Regions from separate parts of the Homo sapiens genome. Here all the other regions are linked to region 1. The links are chromatin contacts, found by Hi-C or POLR2A ChIA-PET in ENCODE. All regions are on one chromosome and are shown on one strand. The core of a region is the stretch at or near the end of the contact, and the rest is flanking DNA. Distances in the headings are between cores, read along the strand shown.

Region 1 (3,342 bases), core at 460-2,959:
ATGTACTGTGTGAATAAAATATTTGCTGGTTTGGGAAGGAGAAAGTGGAGGTGGTTTTGGAACATGGAGACCCTTTAGAGTAGGGTAGGCTTTGGCGAGCTTTGTCCAGCCGTAGGGTAGAAAGCATAGAGGAAGGCAAAAGGGAACTTGGAAGGCTGAAATAGGACAGGGATACAGAAGGAGAGGTGGGGAAGCTCCAAAGACAAGTTCACCTCTCTCCTGCTTTTGCTGACTCTGAGGATTCTTGTTGGTGGGTGATGAGGGTGAGGGTTTGAAATAAGAAGTAAAAAGGGCTGGGCATGGTGGCCCATGCCTGTTATCTCAGCCCTTTGGGAGGCTGAGGTGAGAGGATCGCTTGGACCCAGAAGTTTGAAACTGCAGCGAGCTGTGATGGTGCCACTGCACTCCAGGCTGGGCAAGAGAGTGAGACCCTGTCTTTAAACAACAACAAAAAAGTAGGAAGGAGAGCAGTCCTTGGATTTCAACAGTCGCCAGTTGTATTTGGGGCTTTCTTAAAAATGGAGATTTTGGAAATATATTACTAGAGAATTGGATCCAGCAAGTGTGGAGTGGACTGAGGAACTTGGATTGTATCAGTCTCACTAGGTGATCTTAATGCAGATGCCTTGAGGACCAAACTTGTGGAAAGTTTGGGTTAGAGTATCTTCCACTGGGCTGGTAGGCAAGTCTATACCCAACCCAGAATGTGATCCTGTGGCTTCTGTGAGGTTGGGGACTCCCTGGTTGAACAGCTGAAGGTGTTTGAATTGAAGAAGGGCTTCCTCTCTTTGAGAAATGTGCTTAATCAATCCAGGCAAAGCTTTTCAAGTTCCAGAAAGTTCTGCCTCAGGGATAGGCTGCCTTTTTCTTCCTTGCCTCTTAGCTAATTAATTTCTGGCTCCATCTCTCATCCTGGCCGGGTTTGAGGAGGAAGAGCTGGATTTCCAGCTGCACGGAGAGCCAAGAAAAGTAGGGTGACCACTGAAAATAGGACCTTCAGCACTGAGGCTGGGACAGTCCCAGACCCACTGGGATGGTGAGTCCCCTCCCTGTACAGAAGCCCATGTGGTGTAGACCCCTCACCAATTCTACTCAGCTACATAAAGGCTGTGCCATGATGTCCCAGGCCGGGGGAATCACTCACTGAGTAGATTTGGTGCACCCATAGGAGCTGTTTCTTTTTTCTTTAGCAGAAAAGCGCTTTTCAGTTTAGTTTCTTTGGCTTGTTTCCTGGAGTTGCAGGAGGCTGATTGTTGGCAGCGTCACCTGGCCTGAGAAGTAACTCCTCAGTGCTTCCTTTTTGTCAAATATTATGATGTCAAGCATCATTGCCAGATTTTTTTTTTTTTTATCTCCACTGAGGCTGTAACTAGCATGTAAGTTCACTGAGACTAGAGAAATTAGATCTTCAAACAGCCCTTTGGAGGATACGGATGGGGAAGTACCACACAAAGGAGTTAAGGGAGGACGGGCTGTCCTGTCAGCATTGGCCCTGTGGCCTCGCCCCACCCAGTGGCTTTACTATTAGCCTAGAGAGATTGTACTATATTCTTACTGTATTCAGTTTGGAAGAGGAAAATGTGTTTTCTTGAATGAGGAATGTCCCCAAGGTGGAGTTCAGGCTGTTTTCCTCTCAGCTTGAGCTCTGGGATGAAATAGGGCCTGTTACACACAAAGCTCTGTTTGAACTAAAATGACTCACAAGAGGTGTCCAGAGGAAATGAAAGAGTGTACTGGAACCTGGACAAACGTTGCCCTCGATGGAGGGTGGAGCGGGTGAATAATCGAGCTGAATAATCCCATGTCTGGTTTTTTAAAAAGGCATAAAATATTAAGTGTGTGTGATGTGTGTACATAGACCACAAACGGATTTTGAGAGGAATTCATAAGAGAAATTCTGAAAACTGTTTTAAGCACGGCAGCATTGCAGAGTAGCGTACCTTCCAGGGGAAGAGAACAATGTTCTTACAGATGAATGAATACTGATGTTTGTCAGAACTCAGTAATCACCCAAGACGTGATTTGATCCCAGAAGGTTTCCCCATCTAATTATATTGCGCATCTGCTAATATTAAAAGTAATTTGCAATTGCTAAACATACACTAATTGATGGAATAGTTGTGAGAGTAGGAAGGAAAATGTTCTAGAAGCTTTCTAACTGGATGGACATCACTTTTGAATGGAAACTTGTCCAAATCCGGAAAATTAGGGATCGACCGTGTAAAAGGTAGTCCTTGGAAGAAGACTTAAAGTTGCTTATAATGTGGGTTTACATGATTGAATAGTGTCTTCTAAAATTTAGGAAACATATGCAGAAAATTCTGGAAACAAATGAGACTAAGAGAATTAATCCTGCCCTCTGTCTTTAGCATTACAAAAGGTTTTTAACACTGTTGCTAAATGATCTGGAAACAAAAATACTGTAGAAAATAAGAATACATTGTCTTTATAAAGCAGCTTTGAGTCTAGGAGAGTAGGACATGACTTAATTCAACTGTAGTCTTATTTTCCAGTGGGATGGAAAATTTGGCACCTACTTAGATTTTTTTTTTTTTTCTTGAGATGGAGTCTCACTCTGTTGCCCAGGCTGGAGTGCAATGGCACAAGCTTGGCTCACTGCAACCTCTGCCTCTTGGGTTCAAGTGATTCTCCTGCCTCAGCCTCCTGAGTAGCTGGGACTACAGGCACGTGACACCATGCTTGGCTAATTTTTATATTTTTAGTAGAGACCAAATTTCACCATGTAGGCAGGCTGACCTCGAACTCCTGACATCCAGTGATCCGCCTACCTCAGCCTCCCAAAGTGCTGGGATTACAGGCGTAAGTAAGCCACTGTGCCCGGCCCTTTTAAGAATTTGCCTTTGGTAAATGTGTAGGTCTGTGGAAAACAAAACAGAGATTGACTTATACACAGGACAAAGATGACCATCAGCATCAAGTGGTTCCTAAGCTCCTTAAGGTTCTCGGATTTGAGGCAGCCACCTGGTAGAATCAGAGATGTCATCATGACAGCCACATCACCCAACCAAACCCTACACGGCTATTATTTTGAGACATAGGTTTCCTTGGAAACTATTCCCTTAGGATTGATATGATGGGATCTTTCCTGATAATAACAGCTAATATGTACTGGGTGTTCACAACGTGCCATATGCTGTTCTGAGTGCTTTGCCTTATATTCATTCACATAATCCTTCCAACTCTATGAAGATTCCCTATGTTTTCTCTTCTTAGTTTAAGATGGGGAGGATCTGATACACAGAAAAGAGAATAACTTGACTCAAAGGCACACAGCCTGTAGAATTAAGATGGAATCTGGCTTTGGGACTTGCTCTTCATCAA
Region 2 (3,342 bases), core at 215-2,714, 57 kb after region 1:
CAGAAATGAGAGCCTACCAAAGATTTGTGCTCCCTGCATTTTATCTTGTATTTTTTTAAAATCTCAAGATGGTGGTACTACTGCCTCTTCACCTCCTCATTTTCTTTCTTTTTCTGGTCTTGCCCTGTTATCCCCTCCACCAGGATGCACCCAGGACACTTTCCCAGATTTGCCATGTCCCATGGGAGGCTCTGGCTATAGTTAATAGAGAAGGTTTCCGAGAGAGAGAGGCTGAGACAGACACCTGGAAGGAAAGGTTGGATATCTCCTTTGGAGGAAAAGCTAGGGAAAGTCCTAAGAGGAGGGCATTTGCTGTGCCATTTGTCATTTAGATCTGGAGGTGGTAGAAATACAGACATTCTGATGTTTCTATAAAGGCTGTCAGGGCTTAATGAAGTTCTTCATGGGGCAGGAGCCGCACGTGCTTATTAAGGTTGGATCAGTGGATACACTCATCCCCTGGATCTGGGAGCAAACTGGAATCAACAGTGCCACCAAGTGGCAGCCAGCTAATAAGCAAGTTGAAACACTAAGACTGCAACTTCTAGTGCTTTGCCCAAATATCTCTGTCTCTTACTCTTTTTCTTTCTAAAAATAAGATCAAGTATATTTTCCTAGGGTGGATATAGAGAGAATGATCTTGTAGACATACCTTCTTCTGGCATGTTGTAGAGCTTGGATACATGATTTTTCTTTATTAAACAATCAAAACCTTTAAAGTCCCACTCAAATGAGCAGGTCATAGGAGTAGATACCTCTGCATACGTGTATACAGGTCATTTATAAAAACTGAGGGATGGGGGCTGTGTGTGTTGGGATTCAAGAAGATTTCCAAAGTGTATTAACCAGGAGTGAAACTCAGGATGACAAATACTGTACACGATGGCAAACAGCATAGACAACATACACGACTCTATTTAGGAGAGGAAACCATTTATATTATTACAGTCTGTAACCTTTTTGTTTTTTATTTAGAGTATTTCTTTTTCTGATCATAAAAGTGTTCGTTGTAATAATTTGAAAGGCTTATTACTTTAAAAAGAATACATTCTACTGGCTGTTAAACACCTTGTAAATAACACAAAATACCAAGATTTTTAGGATACAGAAAAATCCATTTCATTCTGGTCCATTTGTTTGTCATTAGAAAGAGTCTATTTTGTACTCATGCTGCTGTGTTCATTTTAGGACTAATTTGAGGTAAGCTTCCAGCTTTGATTGTTGCTTTCCCCATTATTTTTATTTTCGATCCCCCATAGAATGCATTTCCATCTTCCAATCTCCTCCTCCCGTCCATTCTGCACACAACCCAGCTTTCAGAATAATCTGGTATTGAGAGTCAATCCGTGCTCTGGAAGGTGTCTCAGTGTCCCTGTGACAGCCAGCTCTGCAGTATCCATCGGACTTGATATGGTGGCTCTTGTAGTGTTGCTTTTCTAAGAGCTAAAGTACTTTCTCGTGGTCATGAATAGTGTGGGAAGCCCATAGCTCGGGCTGTTGAAAGGTCTATCAGTTCTGCTGTGCCTGACAATGTTGACCCCAGGGTAGAGAGATTTCCTCCCACTTCCTAGGTGTGTGGGAGGTAGGGGCAAGTGCTAGGGGATTTATGAATGAGATGGAAGGGAGGACAGAAAATGAAGAAGGGAAAAAGATATCAGGAACCAACAGACCATCAGCTGAATTCTAACTACAAAAATGACAAATAACAAAAGCAATTTATTTATTTATTTATTTATTTTTATTTTTATTTTTTTTGAGATGAAGTCTTGCTCTGTCGCCCAGGCTGGAGTGCAGTGGTGCCATCTCGGCTCACTGCAAGCTCCACCTCCCAGGTTCACGCCATTCTCCTGCCTCAGCCTCCCGAGTAGCTGGGACTACAGGCACCTGCCACCATGCCTGGCTAATTTTTTGTACTTTTAGTAGAGATGGGGTTTCACCATGTTGTTAGCCAGGATGGTCTCTATCTCCTGACCTTGTGACCCACCCGCTTCAGCCTTCCAAAGTGCTGGGATTACAGGCGTGAGCCACTGCGCCCGGCCAGCAAAAGCAATTTAAAATGTACCTTGCTCCATAATAAATATAAGGGAGTGAGGAACAAAGCTTTTCTTCCCCCAATTCCTTTGATTTTTTATTTTTTTTGAAGAAAAGTAGATTAAGCATGAGTTTTAAGTACTGTTCAGAATAAAAACCAAGATAGACCCCAATAACTTACCTTAATTTTGAGTATAATATTATATTGTAGGTCATTTCTGGACTTGGGTGGCTATTTTTAAACATATTTTTAAATTGTGGTAAGATATACGTAACATAAAGGTTACCATTTTAACAATTTTTAAGTGGACAGTTCAGTGGCAGTATGTATATTCACATTTTTGTGCAAATGTATGTTTCTAGAACTTTTTCGTCTTCCCCAACTGAAACTCCACATCCATGAAACACTAACCCCCCATTTCCCCCTCCGTCATCTTACTTTCTGTCTCTGGCCATTTGTCTATCTTCTTTGGAGAAATATCCATTCAAGTCCTTTGCCTAGTTTCTGTCTCTATGAATTTGACTACTCTAGGGCCAAATATAAGTGGGCTCATATAAGTATTTGTCCTTTTGTGACTGGCTGATTTCAATTATAATGTCCTCAAGTTTCATCCATGTTGTAGTATGCATCAGAATTTCTTTCCTTTTTAAGGTTGAATAGTAGCTGATCATATGTGTATATCACATTCTGTTTTCTGATTCATTCATTGATGGACACGTGGGTTGCTTCTGCCTTTTATCTGTTGTGGTCAACGCTGCTATGACCATGGATGTATAAATATTTGCTTGAGTTCCCACTTTAGTTTTTTTTTGGTTATATGCCCACAAGTAGAATTGTTGGGTTGTGTGGTAATTCTTTTTTTTTTTTTTTTTTTTTTTTTTTTTTGAAACTGAGTCTCTCTCTGTTGCCCAGACTGGAGTGCAGTGGCACGATCTCGGCTCACTGCAACCTCTGCCTCTCAGGTTCAAGCGATTCTCCTGCCTCAGCCTTCTGAGTAGCTGGGATTACAGGTGTGCACCACCATGCCTGGCTAATTTTTTTGTATTTTTAGTAGAGATGGGGTTTTGCCATGTTGGCCAAGCCAGTCTTGAACCCCTAATCTCAGGTGATCCACCCTCCTCGGCCTCCTAAAGTGCTGGGATTACAGGTGTAAGCCACCGTGCCTGGTTGGTAATTCTATGTTTAATTTTTTGAGGAATTGCTATACAGTTTTTTTTGTAATAGCTGTACCATTTTACATTACCGCTGATAATGCATAAAAGTTCCAATTTCTCCACATCCTCACCAAGACCCTGTTATTTTCCTCCTGT
Region 3 (3,342 bases), core at 554-3,053, 37 kb after region 1:
GAAAACCGACTCCAGATGGCAGGAATAGCAATGGCAAGCTGGTGTGAAGGGACAGAACACAGGCTGGCACCAGACAGGGGAGGACGCGAAAGGAGAGGAGGGAAGCAAGCTGAGCAAAGCAGCCATGTCGGTGGGTGGGCTACTCAGTGTGTGAGGTTATAGAAGAAGAAATGGGAATCATTGAATTCATACCCGTCACTTTTAGTTTAATAATTTACTCAGTAGGTTCATGTCATTTTAAAAAATGATATGTCTATGAAAAAGGTATATATGCTTCACTCTGTTTTGATTTTATTTTTATTTTTAGAGACAGGGTCTTTCTCTGTTACCCAGGCTGGAGTGCAGTGGCACGATCATGGCTCACTGAAGCCGTGAGCTCCTGGGCTCATGCCATCCTACCGCCTTAGCCTTCCGAGTAGATAGGACCGCAGGTGTGTGCCACCATGTCCAGCTATTTTTTTTTTGGTGGGTGTGGTTTCTTGCTGTGATGCCCAGGCTGGTCTCGAACTCCTGGGCTCAAGTGATGTTTCTGGTTCCACCTTACAAATTGTTGGGATTATGAGATTACAGGTGTGAGCCGCCATGCCTGGCTAGATTTATCTCACTTTGATTTCTTTGCTAAACCTGTGGCTACAGGCAAAACAACTGTTCAAGTGAGAGGCCATGGGGGAAAGCTGGCCAGAGGAGGACTTCCTTAATTTTTTTTGTTTTCTATATACATTCAGCTTATGATGATACATATGTATATAGGAGTGTATTTATGCGCTCCTGTAACAATCTTGTAGGACACCAAATGAACTGAGTTTATCTTCATGGATTGATTGGGAAGGGAGGAATTTTTAAGAGAGGGAATTGAGAAACAAGAAATTATTCCAGGTCTAGCAGTAAGATGTCCAGAATGGCTTCTCATTACTAAGGGAGGTAGAACAAGTCACCCCTATTTCTGTGTGAAAAGATGCAGTTTTATTTGCATAATAATTATTAAATACCATTGGGTTTCCTGAGTCTGCATTTGGTACCATATTTCAATTCAATGAGCATTTATTGATGACCTGCTGTGTGATAGGAAGAGTTGTAGGGCTGCAAAGAGGAAAGAGTCATAGTTTGATCTTTGTCTTTTGTGTGGATGCGTGAAAATGTCTCCTTTCATTTCTGCACTCTCTGTGTGACAGTGTGTGTGAATGTGTACAAGTGTGTGTACGTATGTGTGCACGTGTGAGTGAGAATGTGTGTGTATGTGAATGAGTGTGTGTGTGTGTTGCTATCCTCCTACATGAAAGGGCCCTGCAGCTTTAGCCCTATTGCTGTTATAAATTCATATCCACTCACATTTTTGCCTCTTTTCAGTAGACCCATTGTTACTGATTTCATCCTTTTGCAACATTTAGATAATTGTTGTTATCAGCACTTAGCTACCAGGGTTACAGAAAACATCAAGATTCAAAAGGAGATTATTACGAATGTTCATTTCACGTAGGGTCACAAATTACAGCAGTAACACTTGTCTAGACCATTAAACAAGGAAAAAAATTGGTATACAGAAGGTGACTGCCCTTGTGCTACTAGAGTCTTTCTCATGGAGCTGTGACTATTACATCCATAAAAAAGTCCAATGTCTTCATTTATTGGGCGGTTCCTGTCGTGTTTCAGGGGAATGACAATCATTTCAGTTGTGGTGATTGAAGTCGTTGCTTTGGGTAGCTTGCATTCCAGTTTCATCAGAAATTGACCGAGACTTATCTTTTCTGTTTACACTTCTCTTGGACTTCTTTCATTTGTTCTTGTAGCTTGCCATGGAAACCTGTTTGTAAATCTTTTGTGGGTAATGATGTAACCAGAATAGTACAGGCAGAGCCCAGGGCCTGGCAATATACAAAATGACTCATTTAAGCCATGCTGAAATGGAGGTCAGCCTATTGCTATAGAAAACAGAAAGGACACACCATTGTATTGAGCTCATTTTATTTATGTATTTTTTTGGGGACAGAGTCTCACTCTGTTGCCCAGCCTGGAGTGCAATGGTGTGATCTCGGCTCACTGCAACCTCCACCTCCCGGGTTCAAGTGATTCTCCTGCCTCAGCCTCCTGAGTTGCTGAGATTACAGGCGCCCGCCACCATACCTGGCTAATTTTTGTATTTTTAGTACAGACAGGGTTTCACAATGTTGGTCAGGCTGGTCTCGAACCCCTGACCTTGTGATCTGCCCCACCCCCCCCCCGGACCTCCCAAAGTGCTGGGATTACAGGCGTGAGCCACCGCACCTGGCCGGATATTGAGCTCATTTTATTTGCAAAGAGGCAATGAATAATTATTATAAATTTTATTTGGAAACAATAAAGTATTAGGAGAGTGGAGGTGAAAATTTCCAAAGTAGTGGTATCTGGGAAGGTAAAACTCCTACAAGTGTATTTAAATAAAATATAAGCCAGGAAATATTACCTTTTTTTTTTAAGGATGCCTTGGAGATTTTTGATTGAGCCTTTTTGTAATAGAGAAGGGTAGAGGAATTTGTGGGGAGCTCAGATGAAATAGCTGGGTCTAGAGTGATGCAAAAAGGAGAGATAAGTTAATGAAAGAAAGACCAATGTGATGAAACTAGCCAAAATCTATGTTAAAAAGATATACACTCAGGCCGGGCCTGATGGCTCATACCTGTAATCCTGTCGCAGCTGAGGGAGGAGGATTGCTTGAGACCAGGAGTATGAGACTAGCTTGGGCAACATAGTGAGACTTCACCTCTATAAAAAATTGTAAAAATTAGCCAGACATGGTGGTGAGCATCTGTGGTCCCAGCTACTGGGAAAACTGAGGCAGGAGGGTTGCATGAGCCCAGGAGCTTGAGGCTTTAGTGAACTATGATCAGGTCACTGCTCTCCAGCATGGGTGACAGACTGAGACCCTGTCTCAAAACACACACACACACACACACACACACACACACACACACACTCAAAACCAAGTTGCTCTAAAGCCCGTGTAAACATTCTGTTTTTTTTCTTTAAATAAACTCTTTAATAAAAGGGCTTTTAAACAACTTCTTCAGGCTAATCTAAGATACTAGCCTCAACAGTATTTTTGAGAAGCGAGTTTTATATGCAAATTGTATTATGGTTTATATTCCATGTATATCCAACAAGGGGAATTAGCTGACTGAGGATGAGAATAGGGAAAGGCAGGGAATCAAAGGACAGTGGGAAGAGAGAGGGAAGGACGAGGATCCTAGAACTCAGTGGTATTGAAGTCCACAGTAGTGTTTGTTTCTTTCCATGTATGCTTTTTCCACTCCAAGTCACAATATTAACAACAGGATTATTTTGACATATTACATTTCTCTTTAGGGG
Region 4 (3,342 bases), core at 260-2,759, 39 kb before region 1:
ATGACAGAAATATTTGTCAGAGCAGTGGCAGTTGGTATGTGGCATTATTGAGTCTTAATCTGTGCGCTAGCAACGGAATGTGTTCGCTTCTTTGTTATAACCAATTTATAATAATCCTAGCTGACTCTTCCGTGGAGCTTCCCTTGAGCCAGGCCGATTGAAGCAGTTCGGAACTGCTGACTCATTTAATCCTCACAGCAGGAGAGTAGAAGCTGTTCGGTAGCTGCGTCCTTATTCCCATTTTGTAGATTAAAGAATTGAGGCATAGAGCGACTAAGAATTTGCAGAAGGTCACATCATTAGATGGCGGGGTCAGGCTTTGAACCCAGGCTGTGTTCGATTCATTTTGCTGCCTCTCATCAAGTGAGTCCAATAACCTGACATCTTATTAAAAGGAAGAAACGATTCCTGTTCCCTTTGGTTTCATCCTACCCTGAGCCTTCTACTTGATTTTCTGGCTCTTCTGGTTTGGACTACGAGTTTGTAATTGCTTTCCTTAATGCAGGTGAAGAACTTTTCCCAGATCTTTGCGGTGTTGAATTGCAAAACAATACAACGTATACATCCACGCACACTTAAAACAAAACGAGCCATATTCATTTATTAATCAAGAGAGGCTCGACTCGGGCCTAAAATGACCAGTCGCTCTGCAAGGACAGGTATTAAAAAGCGCGGGGTCTGGGAGCCGGTGAGAGAAGGCTCTTTCTCATCCAGGATCCGAGGACTTCCCGCGGACACGAGGGAGAAGCGTCCTCTCGGAAGAGGCCCGTGGGAGCGGGCGCGGTGCAACCCTCGGCCCCTCTGGGACGCAGGTCTCCGGGTTCCCCGCGGATCTCCCGGCCCTTGGGCCTGGGTGCGTCGCTGCGCGCAGCAGAGACGGCCTCCGCCCTGGGGCTGGGTGCCGCTGTCCCGGGTTTCACTGGCTGGAGGAGGAGGGAGGGCGCACCCTGGCCCCGCACTCCCCGCGACATTTGGGTGCCAGGGACGTCAGTCAGCCTGGGATGAGGGTGCCCCCGGCTGGGGAAGAGAAGAGGGAGGGAAGGGAGTACGCGGGTTTGAGCACTCTCCCCACCGGTGTTTGTCACCTCCCCCGCCTGGATCCCTCCCTCCCCAGCCGCCGCCCACCTGGGCTCCCCGGCCTGCAGCGGCGGTGGCGCGAGGCTCACTCCCCAGGCCGCACAGTCGCACCCACGGCGGTCTGCGGAGCTTTCCGGGTCTCTGCCCGCCCCCTCCCCCGCTGCGCCCTCCCTCCCAGGGTGCCCGACGTGCACGTTCCCTGCCACTTCGGTCCGGGCGCGCCGGTGGGTTTGGCCTGCGCGGCGGCGGCGGCGAGGCGGGGGAGCGAGTGAGCGCGAGGGGCGGGCGCGAGTGACTGTGTGAGTCACCCGTACCTGGAGTGCGAGCGACGCAGAGCCAGCGGCGCGGAGCCGGAGCCGGAGCCGAGACCCAGCGCCTGCGAGCCCGAGAGCGCGGCCGGCCCCAGGCGCCAGGCCCCGTCGCCCTCCCCGTGCACTCACCCGTGGCCCGGCGCCGACTCCCTACCCGGCGCCCGCCGCCCGCAGCCCTCCCGCCTGCCAGGAGGCGGTGCGGGGCTCGCCGGGGGATGTCACAGCGGCTCCTGGGAGCCAGCAGCCGCCGCCGCCGCCGCCCCCGGGAACCGCGATCATGAACCCCCAGTGCGCCCGTTGCGGAAAAGTCGTGTATCCCACCGAGAAAGTCAACTGCCTGGATAAGGTGAGCGAGGGGGCGCCGGGCCAGCCTGGACCTGCCGGGCGAGGGGCTGCACCTGCTTCGAGAAGTTTTGGCACCTGGGATGGAAAGCAATGAGTGGGTCGGTGCGTGTGCGTGTGCCTTGGCACGGGGGGAGGGCGCGCGAACGAAGACGCCAGCGGGAGTGTCAGAGACCACGCTTGGCGATTGTGATGTTGGAACCGGGAAGGGCTTTTGTCGCGGTGCGGGGCGGTGCGACATCGGCAGAGCCTCTGCGGAGGGCGCACGGCGGTGCGCAGCCCCGGACCCCGGAGGGACCAGGCTGGGCACCCAGGGGGGCACTTCGGCGAGCCGCGCCCCCTCCACCTCCACTCGTGTTCCACAATACCCCCGCCCCCCGCCCCACAGATCCGCCCGCGATCCCACCTCACCGCCCACCCGCAGCGCCTCCTGTGACCGCGGCGAGGGGGAGAGGCAAATAGTAATTAATATGTCATGGGGCGGCCGCTGCCGCATTGCTAAGAATAATCCCTGCTGGAGAGCTCCGGCTCAGCGCGGCAAGCCGGACCCACGGGTGTCTAATCCACCGGGTGGGGAATTCCAGGGGAAGTAGTTCTGTAGCCGGGCCCCTCCAGCCCTGCCCCCTGCCCTTCCCGGGCAGGGACGGAGATGAACAGCCCGGGAGAGAGACACCCAGGAGCGATCCGGAGTGACTGACAGTTGAAACCAGCCAGGGGCGTTCTGGGGAAATTTGCGTCTGAAGATACAAATGCTTCCTTAGAACAAGCTGCCATCCTGACAGTCATCCCGGGCAGAGTCCGAGGTCCAGCATTTTAGTGGAAGCTGGTCAGGTGTAGGGGTACTTACATAGCTCTCGTGCAGCCCCCTCAGCTTGCCTGACTTCGGGTGAACACATATTTATTGAGATCCTACAAACCCTGCATTTAGACACTTTGAACTGGATTCCTTTTGGTTTCGAAGCCACTCTCTGGGCCCCGTTTCTTCATTAACCGAGCTCAGAAATCGTTTCTGGCTGCTCAAAGAAGTGCTGTTTCGACAGAACCTTGACAGTTCGTCCATGGTGCGTCTGTGTATTGCGGTGGGTTTTCCTTTAAGACTCCATTTTCAGAGCTGCCTGCTTTATTTACTTAGCTGAAAGTAGGTAAACACATCCCCAGTTCCCTACACTCTTTTTGTTGTAATATTTTCAGCTACAGGGACTGTGATGCACTAAAAAGCCTTCCTTCTGTGCCCATCCTGGTGAGAACTGGCATTGTACTGTATTTTTAAATGTTTTTTTTTTTTTTCCAGTATTGGCATAAAGGATGTTTCCATTGTGAGGTCTGCAAGATGGCACTCAACATGAACAACTACAAAGGCTATGAAAAGAAGCCCTATTGTAATGCGTAAGTATTGTCAACACGCTGTCCAGGTGTGGCACAGCCTCAGAGCTTGAGAGCCAGTGGACCTGCCTGTTTTGAAGAACTGACTCACTGTGTCACCCAGGTGTGGCAGGGGCCAGTTACCTGTTTATATCACAGACTCTGGGGCCATGTACTTTGTTGACGATCACTGCTTTTTATACCTTTCTAATGTGTTGGGTAACGTCTATGCATCTTCAATCAGGTTAGT

The links. Hi-C counts contacts between places; a loop is a spot of excess contacts on that map. ChIA-PET counts read pairs that join two places held with the same protein, here RNA polymerase II (POLR2A). Pooled maps may share reads with other maps.
Region 2: a loop to region 1 is called in a map of Calu3, with 4 times the contacts of the local background. The contact joins two enhancer-like sites. A Hi-C loop is called at or near these places in 3 of 168 maps with a recorded cell type or tissue (Caco-2, Calu3 and PC-3) and 2 of 50 pooled maps. POLR2A ChIA-PET finds 5 or more read pairs at or near these places in 1 of 52 experiments (activated naive CD4-positive, alpha-beta T cell).
Region 3: a loop to region 1 is called in a map of PC-3, with 8 times the contacts of the local background. The contact joins two enhancer-like sites. A Hi-C loop is called at or near these places in 1 of 168 maps with a recorded cell type or tissue (PC-3) and 1 of 50 pooled maps. POLR2A ChIA-PET finds 5 or more read pairs at or near these places in 5 of 52 experiments (A549, Caco-2, MCF 10A and 2 more).
Region 4: POLR2A ChIA-PET joins it to region 1 with 13 read pairs in MCF 10A. The contact joins the promoter of NEBL-AS1 here to the enhancer-like site in region 1. A Hi-C loop is called at or near these places in 1 of 168 maps with a recorded cell type or tissue (HepG2). POLR2A ChIA-PET finds 5 or more read pairs at or near these places in 5 of 52 experiments (A549, HEK293, MCF 10A and 2 more).

Annotation. Positions count from the first base shown.
Region 1 is chr10:21,133,443-21,136,784 of GRCh38, reverse strand. It overlaps a transcript of NEBL not described here. Among named protein-coding and RNA genes, the nearest start is that of NEBL-AS1, 39 kb to the left of the region's middle. Within about 2 kb of position 1,709, at least 4 of the 41 ENCODE cell types and tissues checked have a DNase peak (open chromatin) inside an H3K27ac peak, as active enhancers do; they include PC-3, where a contact is called at or near this core.
Region 2 is chr10:21,076,020-21,079,361 of GRCh38, reverse strand. It overlaps a transcript of NEBL not described here. Among named protein-coding and RNA genes, the nearest start is that of NEBL-AS1, 96 kb to the left of the region's middle. Within about 2 kb of position 1,464, at least 2 of the 41 ENCODE cell types and tissues checked have a DNase peak (open chromatin) inside an H3K27ac peak, as active enhancers do.
Region 3 is chr10:21,096,097-21,099,438 of GRCh38, reverse strand. It overlaps a transcript of NEBL not described here. Among named protein-coding and RNA genes, the nearest start is that of NEBL-AS1, 76 kb to the left of the region's middle. RefSeq lists an enhancer at 1,545-1,839. Within about 2 kb of position 1,803, at least 4 of the 41 ENCODE cell types and tissues checked have a DNase peak (open chromatin) inside an H3K27ac peak, as active enhancers do; they include PC-3, where a contact is called at or near this core.
Region 4 is chr10:21,172,157-21,175,498 of GRCh38, reverse strand. It overlaps NEBL-AS1 (NEBL antisense RNA 1), which reads right to left and starts at 1,509. Exons shown (of 2, transcript NR_046283.1): 1 at 1,392-1,509; 2 at 576-1,017. It also overlaps a transcript of NEBL not described here. RefSeq lists an enhancer at 1,040-1,930.